Regions from separate parts of the Homo sapiens genome. Here all the other regions are linked to region 1. A link is a contact called in ENCODE Hi-C or POLR2A ChIA-PET data. All regions are on one chromosome and are shown on one strand. Each heading gives the region's core, a stretch centred on a gene start or an enhancer-like site at or near the end of the contact. The rest is flanking DNA. Distances are from core to core; before and after follow the strand shown. Region 1 has its middle 14 kb from the start of LINC02630. Region 2 has its middle 400 kb from the start of ANKRD30A. Region 3 holds the start of CREM (cAMP responsive element modulator). Region 4 has its middle 490 kb from the start of ANKRD30A.

Evidence for each region. Hi-C counts contacts between places; a loop is a spot of excess contacts on that map. ChIA-PET counts read pairs that join two places held with the same protein, here RNA polymerase II (POLR2A). Pooled maps may share reads with other maps.
Region 2: a loop to region 1 is called in a map of mammary epithelial cell, with 5 times the contacts of the local background. The contact joins two enhancer-like sites. A Hi-C loop is called at or near these places in 2 of 168 maps with a recorded cell type or tissue (PC-3 and mammary epithelial cell) and 2 of 50 pooled maps.
Region 3: a loop to region 1 is called in a map with no recorded cell type, with 9 times the contacts of the local background. The contact joins the promoter of CREM here to the enhancer-like site in region 1. A Hi-C loop is called at or near these places in 2 of 37 single-sample maps with no recorded cell type and 5 of 50 pooled maps.
Region 4: a map of PC-3 shows a loop between it and region 1 (1.9-fold over the local background). The contact joins two enhancer-like sites. A Hi-C loop is called at or near these places in 1 of 168 maps with a recorded cell type or tissue (PC-3). POLR2A ChIA-PET finds 5 or more read pairs at or near these places in 1 of 52 experiments (activated T-cell).

The regions. Positions count from the first base shown.
Region 1 is chr10:35,911,397-35,914,803 of GRCh38, reverse strand. No RefSeq gene overlaps it. Among named protein-coding and RNA genes, the nearest start is that of LINC02630, 14 kb to the right of the region's middle. Within about 2 kb of position 1,888, at least 3 of the 41 ENCODE cell types and tissues checked have a DNase peak (open chromatin) inside an H3K27ac peak, as active enhancers do; they include PC-3, where a contact is called at or near this core.
Region 2 is chr10:36,723,841-36,727,247 of GRCh38, reverse strand. No RefSeq gene overlaps it. Among named protein-coding and RNA genes, the nearest start is that of ANKRD30A, 400 kb to the left of the region's middle. RefSeq lists an enhancer at 1,287-1,802. Within about 2 kb of position 1,552, at least 2 of the 41 ENCODE cell types and tissues checked have a DNase peak (open chromatin) inside an H3K27ac peak, as active enhancers do; they include PC-3, where a contact is called at or near this core.
Region 3 is chr10:35,125,129-35,128,535 of GRCh38, reverse strand. CREM (cAMP responsive element modulator) reads right to left here and starts at 1,690. Exons shown (of 8, transcript NM_183011.2): 1 at 1,343-1,690. It also overlaps a transcript of CUL2 not described here. RefSeq lists an enhancer at 653-722 and silencers at 1,083-1,222, 1,283-1,802.
Region 4 is chr10:36,634,978-36,638,384 of GRCh38, reverse strand. No RefSeq gene overlaps it. Among named protein-coding and RNA genes, the nearest start is that of ANKRD30A, 490 kb to the left of the region's middle. Within about 2 kb of position 1,909, at least 2 of the 41 ENCODE cell types and tissues checked have a DNase peak (open chromatin) inside an H3K27ac peak, as active enhancers do; they include PC-3, where a contact is called at or near this core.

The sequences.
Region 1 (3,407 bases), core at 639-3,138:
AATGGACTAATCCCAGTTAATACAAATACTCCATTTACCAGAACAACACATTAGCAGATGAGGCTAAGTTAAGAGTTTTTACCTAATGGAATTTCAATTTCTTTAAAAATAAACTGAGCTCCCAGGTCTGGGATTCTAATACCATTCTCCAATAAAAGGAACCAAGGTGCCTTGGAAAAATGACTAAAAAAAAAAAAGAAATCCCACCATAATGAGGGTGCATGTCACAGGGACAGAAGCCAATGAAAAAGAATTCCCAGTGGCCAAAGCTGGAATATCTGAACACAAAATAAAGTTGTATTGGATTATAATTCAAAGTGTAAGACAAACATTCATAAACTCATACTGATATAAAGAAGTAATCTAATAAGTTAATAAACAGGGAAATAAAGACAAATCTCTCAAAAAATCCAAATAAATTATGTAGACACTTCACTCTAAATGGGGGAACTATAACTCTCTGCTTTTTAATAGTGATATTCCGCTGAAACCTCCTTCCAAAGAATATAATATAGAAAGAGAGTGCAGAATAACTTTAAGGCAGAGAAATCTGATAAAGTCTATGTCAGCCAGGTGATCAAGGTCAACACCAACAATTGATATTATGTCCCCTTGATATAATGTGAGGAAAATGGCCACTTTGCCTCTGTGCTCTTCCTCTTCAAAATCCCTAATCCCAGCCTAATCATCAGATGAACATCAGACAGATCCCAATAGAGGGGCATCCTATAATATGCCTGACCAGTACCCCTCAAAGCACTCAAGGTCATCCCAAACAAATCTGAGTAACTGTCACAGCCAAAAGGAGCCCAAGGAGACGTGATGCCTGAAGGTAATATGGGGATCCCATACCTTGGATGGGATTCTGAAATGGAAAAGGGGCCTTAGGTAAAAACTAAGGAAATCTGAATAAACCTTGCACTTAATTAACAATGACTCATTACTTGCTCATTTGTTACAAATGTGTCATGCTAATGTAAAATGTTAGTAACAGGAAAACTATGTGCAGGGGAGTGAATGGGAATTCTCTATACTCTCTGCTCAGTGTTTCTGTACAACTAAAACTGTTTCATTAACTGAAAATAAAATTCAATAAATTATGAGTCATATTAAATTTTTAATTATTAAAAAATGCCCTCCTTAGTCTATTTCTCATACTTGGCTTCTAAAGAAATGAGCAGCTTCAGGTCAGGGATGATCCAGGCATCAATGTCTCTCAACCCAGCTACAGCATTTAAATCACCTAAGATATTCTAATAACAACAAATCAAAATCTCTGCTGACAGGCAGCAGGAACTTTTAAAAATCTTATCATACCATCAAAAGTCTAGTTTGCCAACAGAAAAACCTCATATAACCAAATCATAAAGATGCACTTTTTTGCCATCTGCATCAATCGTCCCTTTCTCATAATAGAAAGCAAAGTTGTTACATTTTTGTCTCTCCCTTGAGATACCCACGGAATTCTGGCAATATAAAAATAAGTTACATAGTAACTAGAATGGACTCAACACATTTGGGAAACTTAAAGCAGCCAGTTACAGAATCTCTTCTGTTTTATTTCTCTTTCATTTTCTTGGGAAAGCATTTCTTAGGATGTTAAAAATGAATGTGATTTAAAAAGAAAGATGAGCTTGAATTAAAAGAAAAACATGAAATCTTTTTTGATCTTAAAAAATAAAATCTAAATTCAAAGCATCTAAAGTTCTGATGAGTACTGCTAGAATCCCTGCTAGTTCTAGGGAAGTGCTATCCAAATCATCTTTCTGTAAATCACGACAAACAAGCCCTGAGCCCTGCATAAAGGCTACAAGTTATGCAACCTGCAGCTCCCAGCCATGCCCTGATTAACAACAGGGGTTTTCCAGATGCTTGGATAGACTTGCCAGGCTCAAAGCCCATCTCCATCTGTTTTTTAAATGCTATTTTAAGAATAAGAGCCTATCTTGGCCAATTGAACTAAAAAAGTGTCAATTATATGCTGACTAATTGAAACTCTCCTACGCTATGAAATCAGGAAGATGCAAAACACAGGGACACGAATATGAAGAAAGGAAATCAGGGTTTGTTTTTTCCTCTGCTGCACTTCACACTGACTATCTGATCTGGAGAGGTCAGTCAAGAGTCTGAAAAGCCCCCAGGATGGCGAGGTTTCTGTCAACAATAGGTATAAACTGAGATGTTTTAAAAATCAAGGTAAAGCGTAATTCTTCCTTAATCAGGGGGGCTTCCATCGGAGCCCTGGTTACTTAAGATAGTGAAATAAACCCTTCAGGTTTAAGATAGTTCTTTCTGAGTCCCTAGATAGAGAAATCACCGCAGACCCTTTCTGCATGCTTATCTCATCAGATTGAAACTCTGCACTGCGGTAAGGTGGAAATTGTGGGGTTTGGGGAGTCAGAAGATAAACGGGTGAAGTGCCAAGCGCTGCTATGACAAGCTGGTAGACAGGCTGTTGGAACTGTCTACCTCAGAAACTGTGCCTCAGTTTCCTCAGGTGCAAAATAATGCTAAGAATACTTAACATGAATAAAGATGGGATTCTTAGGGCCAAACGGATAATGTATGACTTCACTTTATATTGCATAAGTAGACAAATGCTATACTTATTATTAAATATAATATTATATAATTGCATTATATAATATTATTAACAGCATTATATTATATAATAATTAATTATTGATAGCATTATTAATTATTATTTTAAGGTCTGCCAACAACTGACACTCTCACCTCTCACTGATGTTCAGCCTTAGCTCAGATATATTTCAACCAGAAAAATCTACCCTCCACCCTCACATACGGGTTCTATTTCTTTGCCATTATCCTGGCCTCATATATTCTTCAATGACCTACATCCTCCTCTCCTGCAGACCTCTGCTCCATAGCAACCTACCTCAGTATCTTATTCTATCCCATGATAGGCAGTCTCTTCACTACCAAGACCCAAAGGTACCCTTTCATGTGTAATCAAAGAACTTCCATGCCCCACTTGTCAGAGACTCATAAATTCATTTTAGAGGTGAATGAGACTGTAGAAAACATCTGGTCCTGTGTCTTAATTTCACAAATGAAGAAATGGGGGCACAGACCATTTAACTGGCCTCCTGGCTGGTGGCAGAATGAACTAAAGTCCAGACCTCCAGAGAATCAGCATTTGGGTCCAAATCTGACAACATTAACTTCTGACAGTGTCAGCATCACTTACTAAAAATACAAGCAGAGTTTCTTAATATAGAGTATAGATCCCCAAAGTCTCACTGTTCAAGCAGTAGTTAAGTCTACTAACAATGAAGGAGTACAGCAGCTTCATGCAAAACACGTGAGTGACATGGAAGTTGAGAAATGTTTACTGGCAGCACTTATAACTGTGCTTTATACGCAGCCAGTGCTCAGTAACTGTT
Region 2 (3,407 bases), core at 303-2,802, 810 kb before region 1:
AAAAATATAAAAATTGCAGGGCATGGTGGTGGGTGCCTGTAATCCCAGCTACTCAGGAGGCTGAGGCAGGAGAATTGCTGCTTGACCCTGGGAGGTGGAGGTTGTAGTGAGCCGATATCACATCACTACACTCCAGCCTGGGCGACAGAGGGAGCCTCCATCTCAAAAAAAAAAAAAAAAATCATCGAAAAGAAGAGATGATTTTAAAATAAAAATAGGCAAAAGGCCAGGCATGGTGGCTCATGCCTGTAATCCTAGCATTTTTGGGAGGCCAAGACACAAGGCAGGTGGACCACCTGAGGTCAGGAGTTCAAGACCAACCTGGCCAATATGGTGAAACCCCGTTCCTACTTAAAATACAAAAAAAATTAGCCAGGCGTGGTGGCGGTTGCCCGTAATCCCAGGTACTCCAGAGGCTGAGGTAGGAGAATCGCTGGAACCCTGGGGATGGAGGTTGCAGTGAGCCGAGATCACACCATTGCACTCTGGCCTGGGCCACAGAGCGAGATTCTGTCTCAAAAAAAAAAAAAAAGTAAAGATTGATATCAAAAATTAAAAGCAGCCCAGCACGGTGGCTCATGCTCTTTGCTTCTTACTCTTGTAGTACTTTTCTAAATTTTTAAATAATAGAACTAGTGTGTCACAAATATCAACTAAAGTCTAGAAATCAGAAAAAGGCATGTTACCAAAGGAGGACTGAGTTAGTAGATTTGGGGCTCCATTAAGTTTTGTTTATGGTCAAAAAACAAACAAAAACCAGGCAACAGCAGCAAAAAATATCTCACTTTCTTCCTGGAAAAGTAAATGAAACTACAAAGGATTTCCAAACTTAAAAACTACACATTTCAAGTCCGCTCATAACTGGTGAAGTCACAGTTTCTAAAAACAATAGTAAAGTTTTAATCGATATGTAATTCATGTTTTTTATTTAAAAACCACTACCAATATCGAAAGACAAATTTCATGGGAAAAGCATTGAATCATTGTTTTGCGGTCACAAAGGTAAATATAATTTGCTTAATGCTGCCCTCAGTTTACAATGCTGTAGTATTTTCTAAGCTATAACATGAGTTTGCCAAAATATAGCATTGATTTGCTACATAGAATTTGCTCAGTGATAAAACACAAAGAATTACTTATGTGAAGATATAAATGATAAATTTATGCAAAATTTAGGAAAGCGTAAATTGTGAAGACAATAAATCTTTCCATTAAATTAGTGGGAAAGGAGCTCAAAACCCAGCCGGGTGATTCATTATTTTAATGACTTCCTGCTTTACTGCAAAACCTCTCTCTTCATTTGGTGTTTGGCAGTTTGAGCCCCTGTTAAGGATTTAGGCTCACAATGAAGCTTCTATAAATTTCTGGATCTCTGTCATGCTGGCATGTAGGTCATTCTCCTTTAGGAATGATGAGGAGGCTGGAAAGCAGTTGCCCCAAGGGAAGGGGGAATTTTTTAAACCTGAGCTGTCCAAGCTCAGCATGAAATGGAGTGGGGTGCTGACTCAGGGGCTGGCAGAGGCAGCCAAGAAACAACCAAATCTGCAATCTCTTCTGCCAGGTCTGTCCCAGCAGGTGTCACTAAAAGGCAGCCCTGTGTTCTTCTGTCACTGTGACAGCTGTGAGAAGGAAGGAGGAAGGGAAAAGAGACCCAGGGCTGAACTCCAAGCAGAGATGGGGCTTTTCTCTCTGCATCTTTTCTTTCCCCTCCCAGCCTGCATTTCCAATAACATATTGATTTGGATTTGTATTATGAGACAAAAATGGTTGTAAGCAGCTATTATTTCCTTTTACACACAATGTAAGCTCATATTTACATTTCTACGTGAACAATGTCTAAAAATGTACTTAAACTGACATAAAACGCGGATGATCTTAGTCTGACCAAATGTTTAGTGCAAGAAAAAACTTCAAATTGGAAGAGGAATCCCTCCAAATTTTAAAAGGACCACTATTTTAAGAGGTATGTTATCTAAAATGTGAAAATGTAACGAGCAGAGCAGGAAAAACCTTTAAGTCCGAAACATACAAGTCAATTTCATAGTCAATCAGTTTCCACGGTCCTTCCAAAACAGCCTCTGGCATCTGTTTTCTCTACAATGGAGGTAACAATAGTAGCTATTTCAGAGCATGAAAAGGCTTAGAGCTGTGCTAGAATATGGTCGTGGATATATAAAATTTAGCCATTTGTATATTGTAACAAACCTACAATGTATTTTTTTATTGGTAGTCAATAATAGATTTCCTTTGGAAAAGAAGCAGCCTCCGGTCCGGGGAACACCTGCAGTTCCCACTAAGTGAACATTGGTGCCTGCTAAATGCTGCCTCTATTTCTCTGTATAATAAAGTGTCAAGCTGTTCCTTGATTTAGCAATTTTATTTACTTTCTTTTTCTTTGTTTTTTTTAGACAGAGTCTCACTCTGTCGCCCAGGCTGGAGTGCAGCAGTGCCATCACAGCTCACTGCAACCTCGACTTCCTGGGCTCAAGGAATCCTCTTACCTCAGCCTTCAGAGTAGCTGGGACTACCTGCGCGGCTCACCATGCCTGGCTAATTTTCGGGGTTTTTGTTTTGTTTTTCTGTTAAGAAACCGGGTTTCACCATGCTGCCCAGGCGGGTCTGGAACTCCTAGGCTCAAACGATCTGCCCCGCTCTGCCTTCCAAAGTCCTGGGATTACAAGGGTGAGCCACCACGCCAGGCCAATTTATTCCTTTCTAATTAATAAATTGACTGGGCGCCAATTTATCATCAGAAAATATGGATTACCTCACTAAACCACCTCTGAAACCTCTCCTCTCGGTTTCCTACATGGTTACTTTGTAATCTTTTTTTTTTTTTTTTTGAGATGGAGTCTCTCTCTGTCACCCAGGCCGGAGTGCAGGGGTGCAATCTTGGCTCACTACAACCTCCGCCTCCCGGTTCCAATCCATTCTCCTGCTTCAACCTCCCGAGTAGCTGGGATTACAGGCATATGCCACCATGCCCGGCTAATTGTGTATTTATTTTTAGTAGAGACGGGGTTTTTCCATGTTGGTCAGGCCAATCTGGAACTCCTAGGCTCAAGCGATCTGCCCTGCTCTGCCTTCCAAAGTCCTGGAATTACAAGCGTGAGCCAGCACACCACGCCGATTTATTCATTTGTGATTAATAAATTGACCGTGTGCCAATTTATCATCAGACAATATGGGTTACCTCACTAAACCACCTCCCAAACTTCTCCCCTCGGTTTCCTGCATTGGTTACTTTGTAAATTTATTTATTTATTTATTTATTTTTTGAGAGGGAGTCTTGCTCTGTCACCCAGGCTGGTGTGCAGGGGCGCAATCTCTGCTCACTGCAACCTTCGCCTCCCGGGTCCAAGCCATTTTCCTGCCTCAGCCTCTCGAGTAGCTGGGACTGTAGTCAT
Region 3 (3,407 bases), core at 441-2,940, 790 kb after region 1:
AAAAAAAAAGACTAGGAAAAAAACGTGGCGCTCAAAGCAAAAAACAAAAAAACAACAAATAAAAAACAGCGTGGTTTATTCATGTAATCTGATGCAATGTTCACAGCGGACCTCTCACTGTTCAATCTAGATCTTTGTTTCAAGGGAAAGGTACACCCTCATCTGCCCGGCAAATTAAGTAGAAAGGAAACTGAGTCACGTACGTAAGCCACAGTGTTAAAGGAGCTCTTTCAATTTCAGTGACACTTTGAGACTGGCCCTGTAAGTCCCAATTTCTTAAAATGTGATTACAAACTCACCGCTGCTTCACTGAGCAGCATGCAGGAAACCCCTAAGTGATTTCAAACTCAGGTATCTGATATACAAATAAAACGCAACAGGATCAAGAAACATGCTGAGGCCAGGCGCGGCGGCTCACGCCTGTAATCCCAGCACTTTGGGAGGCCGAGGTGGGTGGAAGGTCAGGAGTTCGAGACCAGCCTGACCAACATGGTAAAACCCCATCTCTACTAAAAATACAAAAATTAGCAGGCGTGGTGGCGCATGCCTGTAATCCCAGCTACTCGGGAGGCTGAGGCAAGAGAATCGCTTGAACCCAGGAGGCAGAGGCTGCAGTGAGCCGAGATCATGCCCCTGCATTCCAGCCTGGGTAACAGCAAGACTCCGTCTCAAAAAAAAAAAGTATGTTTAATAATGTGTTTATTCCCCAGATTCAACAGGCTCTGGAAACCTTACCAGATGGCCCTAAAAAGGCAAGACTCAGGCAGAAGGGAAAATGCGCCTTCCGAGAGCGGTCGCGGCTCTGCCCTTCCCACTCCGGAGACTGCCCGCGCCCGGGACCGAATGACTCAGCTGCGAGGCCCTCCGGCCCAGGTTTTGGGGGAAAACGGGCTGCGTCCGCTTTCGTCTAAACTGCGCTCGTAAAGTGGGGCAGAGGCGCTGGGGGCACTCAAATCCGAGGTCCTTACTTCTGGATTCCTTTTCCTTTTCCGAGTTAAACCGCTCCCCTGAGCCGCACGGCTCTCTCAGGGAGGATTTTCCAACTCGTCCCAAGTTCGCGAGGAGGCAGGCGGGTCCCGGGGCAGCTGAGCGCACGAAGCGGGCGTGGGGCGGCGAGCCGGCGGCCTCGGGGGCGCCGAGCGAGGGGCCGCGTCAGGTGAACTCGCGGCTGCCCCGCCAGTCCTTGGCCCGGCCCCGGGGTCCCGGCCCGCCGCCCACGGCTCCGCTCGGCCTCTGCTGCTCCACCGCACCCGGCTCCGCTCCGCCTCCTGCCTCCACCTCCACCTCCTGCGCCGCGTCGCCCGCTGCTGGGTCTCGGGGCCGGAGCCGACGCACCACTTACCCGCCGCAAAGGGATTTACGTAGCGGACCTCGTCACTGATTACGGACGCGAGGAGGTGGAGACGGCGAGCCCGACCGCCGCTCAGCAGCGGCGCCGCCGCCCAGCAACCCGGAGCCGGCAGCGGCCCCACGTAGTCCTCACGTCAGCTGTGATGCGGTAGCCGCGGCCTCCCTGCCGACCCCGGACCAAAAGTAGCGCTGCAGCCGACCGAACCGCGTCCTCCCGCCCCGTCCTCCCCTCCCCCACGCCGGGACGGCCTCCCGGGGGAGGCCCCGAGGAAAAAAATCCAGGCTCGAACTCCGCCCCCTGCCGGCCGCCAGCAGGAGTGAAGCGCCACAATCCAACAATGAAATGGAACCGGGGAGGGGCGGCGGGAAGGTGCGGGTCAGGGGGCGGGGCCTAGGGATAGGGAGAAGGAAGGTCAGGGGGCGGGGCCAAGAGGAGGAACTAGCCTGGAGGTGGGGCGGAAGGTAGGGGCGGGGGCAAGGCTGGAAACCGGAAGCTGCCCGTGCCGCGCCGCGCGTGCGCCAGAAATCCAATGACTTGTCAGCCAGAGTAACGGCTGTTGTCAGGTCTTCAGGGTCTCGAGGTCGGTTTCTTCCTAACGCCGCCAACCCCAAGCTAAGGTCCGCGAGCGTCTCACCTCTGTCCAGGCTGGGCTGCAGTGGCGTGGTCTCGGCTCTCTGCAACCTCTATCTCCCCAGGCTCAAGCGATCCTCCGGCCTCAGCCTCCTGAGTAGCTGGGACTGCAGGCGTGCTTCTTCTGACTTCTAAAAGCTATCTACATACCTTGACTAGTGGCCCTTTTCCTCCATATTCACAGCCAGTCACAGCTGGTTGAGTCCTTCTCCAAAAGAAGCTTGAGCTCCTGAGACAATTCACCTGCTTCTTAGGGTCATTTATTGCAGTTTATCCCAGTATTTGACTGGAAATGGTCCGCATGCTGGGCCCGCTGGCTCGGGCCTGTAATCCCAACACTTCGGGAGGCCAAGGTGGGAGGATCGCTTGAGCCCAGGAGACCAGCCTAGGGAACACAGTGAGACTTCATCTCTTTTTTTTTTTTTAGATTAGAAAGGTCGGCCGGGGGCTCACGCCTGTAATCCCAGCATTTTGGGAGGCAGACATGGGCAGATCACCTGAGGTCAGGAGCAGCCTGGCCAACATGGTGAAACCCCATCTCTACTAAAAATACAAAAATTAGCTAGGAGTGGTGGCAGACGCCTGTAGTCCCAGCTAGTTGGGAGGCTGAGGCAGGAGAATCGCTTGAACCTGGGAGGTCAAGGCTGCAGTGAGCTGAGATCGTTCCACTGCACTCCAGTCTGGGTGACAGAGCGAGGCTCCATCTCAAAAATAAAAAAAGTAATGGGATATCAGGAATAAAGAATAGCAGCATGGTTATAGAGTACAGTAGGTCCTCACTTAACGATAGGTTCTTAGAAATCATGGCTTTAAGCCAAACAACTTACAGCAGGTCCACAAAAAAATTTTCATTCAGTGTTGTTTTCATTTCGTTATAATATTGATGATAACAAAAATCGGTTTCATTGTACGTTGTTTCACTGAAAACCAGTTTCTAAGAAGCTATTGACAATGTTAAGTGAGGATTTATTATTTCATATCAGTTACTGTAGTGTCAGAGTGTTTTCATAATTTTCACTGAGCAGGACTTAATCTAAATCCAATCTGAACCTTTGTTCAAATCTAATTTTCGTAGGTCAAAGGGAATGTATCCACAACAATTGTCTCTGTAACAGGAGTTCATATGAATCAAAAAGAATCAAAGGAATGGCAATTTCTTATTTGCAAAGTATTTGCTCTACGGTTTCCTTTCTTGCCAGTATTTTACTCCCATATGTATGTAGTCTTAATTATAAAGTTCAGAAAGCACAAACCATATTTTTTTGTTCATCTGTTTTTTTACAAAGATCAATACTGGAGGTGAGATACACATACTTACAAGCCCATCAGTTCATGGCCTCTGCTATACCCTTGCTGTAAGATGTAATAGACTTAAAAACCATGCAGTTGGATCTGGGTTTAAATGTATGCTTGTTAGCTGTGGGCA
Region 4 (3,407 bases), core at 660-3,159, 720 kb before region 1:
GGAAGAGTTAAATAGTTCTTAAACAGGACATTAAAACACCTAACTGTAACAGGACAAATTTGATACTTGTGAATACATTAAAGTAAGAAAATCTGTTAATCCAAAGGCACTATTGGTATAATAAAAATGAAAGCCAGAGAATACAAGAAGATATTTTATACGTGTATCCTGAATATCTGAAGGATTCAAAAAAAGATAGACAGTCAAATGGAAATATGGCAGAATATTGGAAGAGATGCTGCATAAGATGGGATAGTCAAACAGCCAGCATCCACACGAAAAGATACTTGCCTTCCTTAGTCACCAGAAAAATACAAATTCAGATATGACATTTCTACACACTCATCAGAATAGCAATTAAAAAAAAAATACAAGGATTGGCTTGGCAACTGGAACTCACAGACACTACTGGCAGTTGTGTAAATTTGAAAAACTACTGGCAATATCTATTACTCACACCCTATGACCCAGGAATTCCACTCTAAGGAACATCCCCAGAGAAATGTGTATATGTTTTCAGAAAAAATATGTTAAACATTATCATTGTAGCACAATTGGTATCAACCCCAAACCAGAAACTACCTGTCTGTGAATAAGACTCTGAATAAACAATCTCTATTCACATGGAATACAATACAGCCATGAAAATGAATGAAATATAGCTACTCACAACAATGTGGATGGATTTTGCAGAAAAATGTTGAATTTAAAAAGTCAGACATAAAAGAGAACCTACTGTATCATCCCACTTTTGAGAAATTTAAAAACAAGGAAAACCCACCTGGAAGTCAAATTAGAAGTCAGGATATAGCTTTGGAGAGAGGCCAAGACTGAGCAGGAGGGAGAGGAGGCTCAATGCTGTTTCTTGATCTGTGCTGCCTGCACAGGTGCATCACTTTGTAAAGTTCTTTGAGCCACACACTTGTAATTATGCACTTTCTTGTATTAGGTTTTGCACTACATGAAATAAGTTTACTTTAGGAAATAATTATCTTTTTTTTTAAATGGCTTCTGCTTTTAGCTGTGAGTCAAGTTCTAATCTACAAATCCACGAGAGGAGATTCATTTTAAAAACCTGATGTTTCTAAATCATTTATGTAAATATATATGTTTATTTCCACTTTGGACCCTCTAAAATACTCTTTCCCATCAGTACATTTTAATAAAACATACTTCAATTATCTACTTTTAGTTATTACTGAATAATGTAAACAGGGAACTACTACTCCCCCATAAACAGTCCAGCTGATTAACTCAAAAGTATTCTCTCTCAGAGAATGCAAGGCAGAGAGAGAGAGAGAGAGAGAAGAGAGAGAGAGAGAAGAGAGAGAGAAAAATTCAAATCTCTGCGAGAGAATTTCAAATCTTTGTGAAATTCAAATCAAAGTTTGATTTGACTTGCTCTAAGCCTTACTAAATAGAATGGCACCGACTGAGCAAGTTCAAAGTAGTAGGTGGAGTGAGGAAAAGTATTATAAACATCTTGTTTTAGCATCAATAAATTATTTCAAATCTTCCACCTGCACAGAATACTTTTCTATACTTTAGTTTTTTAATCTGTGGAAGATCTGTGGATTCTAGATAGAAAAGCCATCAGCAAGAACAAAAACTTTCTTGGAGGGGAAGGAAAAACATTCTCTACAAATGATTCCATCTACAAATGATTCCATTAAGTAGATTTTGACAGCTTCCTACTACTCTGAAAGGCTTTCTCCTCCCTCCCTCTCTCCATCCCTCCCTCCTTCCCTTCCTTCCTTCCCCTCCCTCCATCCTTCCCTTCCTTTCCTTCCTTCCTGCCTGCCTTCCTTCCTTCCTTCCTTCCTTCCTTCCTTCTTCATTGTAACCACAGGAACTATTTAGAAATCAGAGTGCTACTTTACTGTTAAAATATTACAAATCCATACTCCTAAGTAAACAGTTTGCAAGTTCTATCGGTATGTGGCCAGAGCAAAGATAAAATAGATAAAACATTTCTTAAAAGCTCTATCAAAGTATAAAAACTCCTTAAATCTTTCTCAGGCATCTGAATCCTCAAGGAATATTTTTCTCCTTTTTTTCTCAGTTTCTCAGTGGAACCTGACTTAAGTAATTTTTGTCACATTTATCCAAAAAGCTTTTAAGAGTGTTTTGCGAATACTTCAGGGACATCTAATTTATAGATTACAATTACCTTTAGAATAATGAAATAAAATATCATACGACTTAATTCTGTTTTCACAATCATCTTTCATGTTTTATTTTTGCAAATTTGATATGTGAAAAATCCCAACAGAAAGAGGAGTAGGCGGGGAATGTTTAGGGAGAATGAATCCTTCTCTATAAAAAATAATACCATGGGCCAGGCGCGGTGGCTCATGCCTGTAATCCCAACACTTTGGGAGGCCGAGGCAGGCAGATCATGAAGTCAGGAGATCGAGACCATCCTGGCTAACAAGGTGAAACCCTGTCTCTACTAAAAATACAAAAAATGAGCTGGGCATGGTAGCACACACCTGTAGTCCCAGCTACTCGGGAGGCCGAGGCAGGAGAATCGCTTGAACCTGGGAGGTGGAGGTTGCAGTGAGCTGAGATCACGCCACTGCACTCAGCCTGGGCGACAGTGTGAGACTCCGTTTCAAAAAAAAAAAAAAAAAGAATACCCTGCTACAAATTATTTAGTAAGCTTCACAAACGTACTTGCCCTATGATTCAATTAATGGGCATCGATTTATGAGTAACTGGAAGAATGCTTATGTTGTAGAATATTAGCTACATCTTTACTCCACATTTTTATTTTATGATAAAGATGTGTCAGTATCCTCATTGTATATAGGCACAGAAAAATACTTCACAGAGGCATTTGCACAAGACCTAAAGCTGGCAATGTACCTGGGATTAAAATTCATTACTGCTGCCCACTAAGCCATCAGTTTTGGATGTCTCCACCAGAAGCAAAAATAAGAAAATAACACAACTAATTTGACACTATGAATTTTGGAATGTCTGTGCTTTTGGCTAGCTAATAGCTTTCTTTTCAGACCTAAAGAAATGATTTGTATGTTTCTATCCTTGTTTCTTCATATCTCAATTAGCGTAGCAAAACGATTTAAACATGACACAGTTGCTATACACGTTGGATGCTGAATACCTTGGAAAAAGAGTACTAACTAAAAGTATTGTTATTTTTGGCAATTTTAGCAGAATCTTCCTGTGGTCTGTGATGCTTAATTTTCTTGAGGAGCTCAGGATATTAATGTCATGAGTCAGAATGCTGAAGTCTCATAGGATAGTTCCTTTAGAAACACTGCCAGAGGAAATTGGGGGTATCATCAGGGATCTTTTTATTTTCTAAATCCAGATGAAGAATGACAGGGTCCAACAATTTGATAAGACATTTACTATTGCTTCTTGTATCAACATTTCAACCC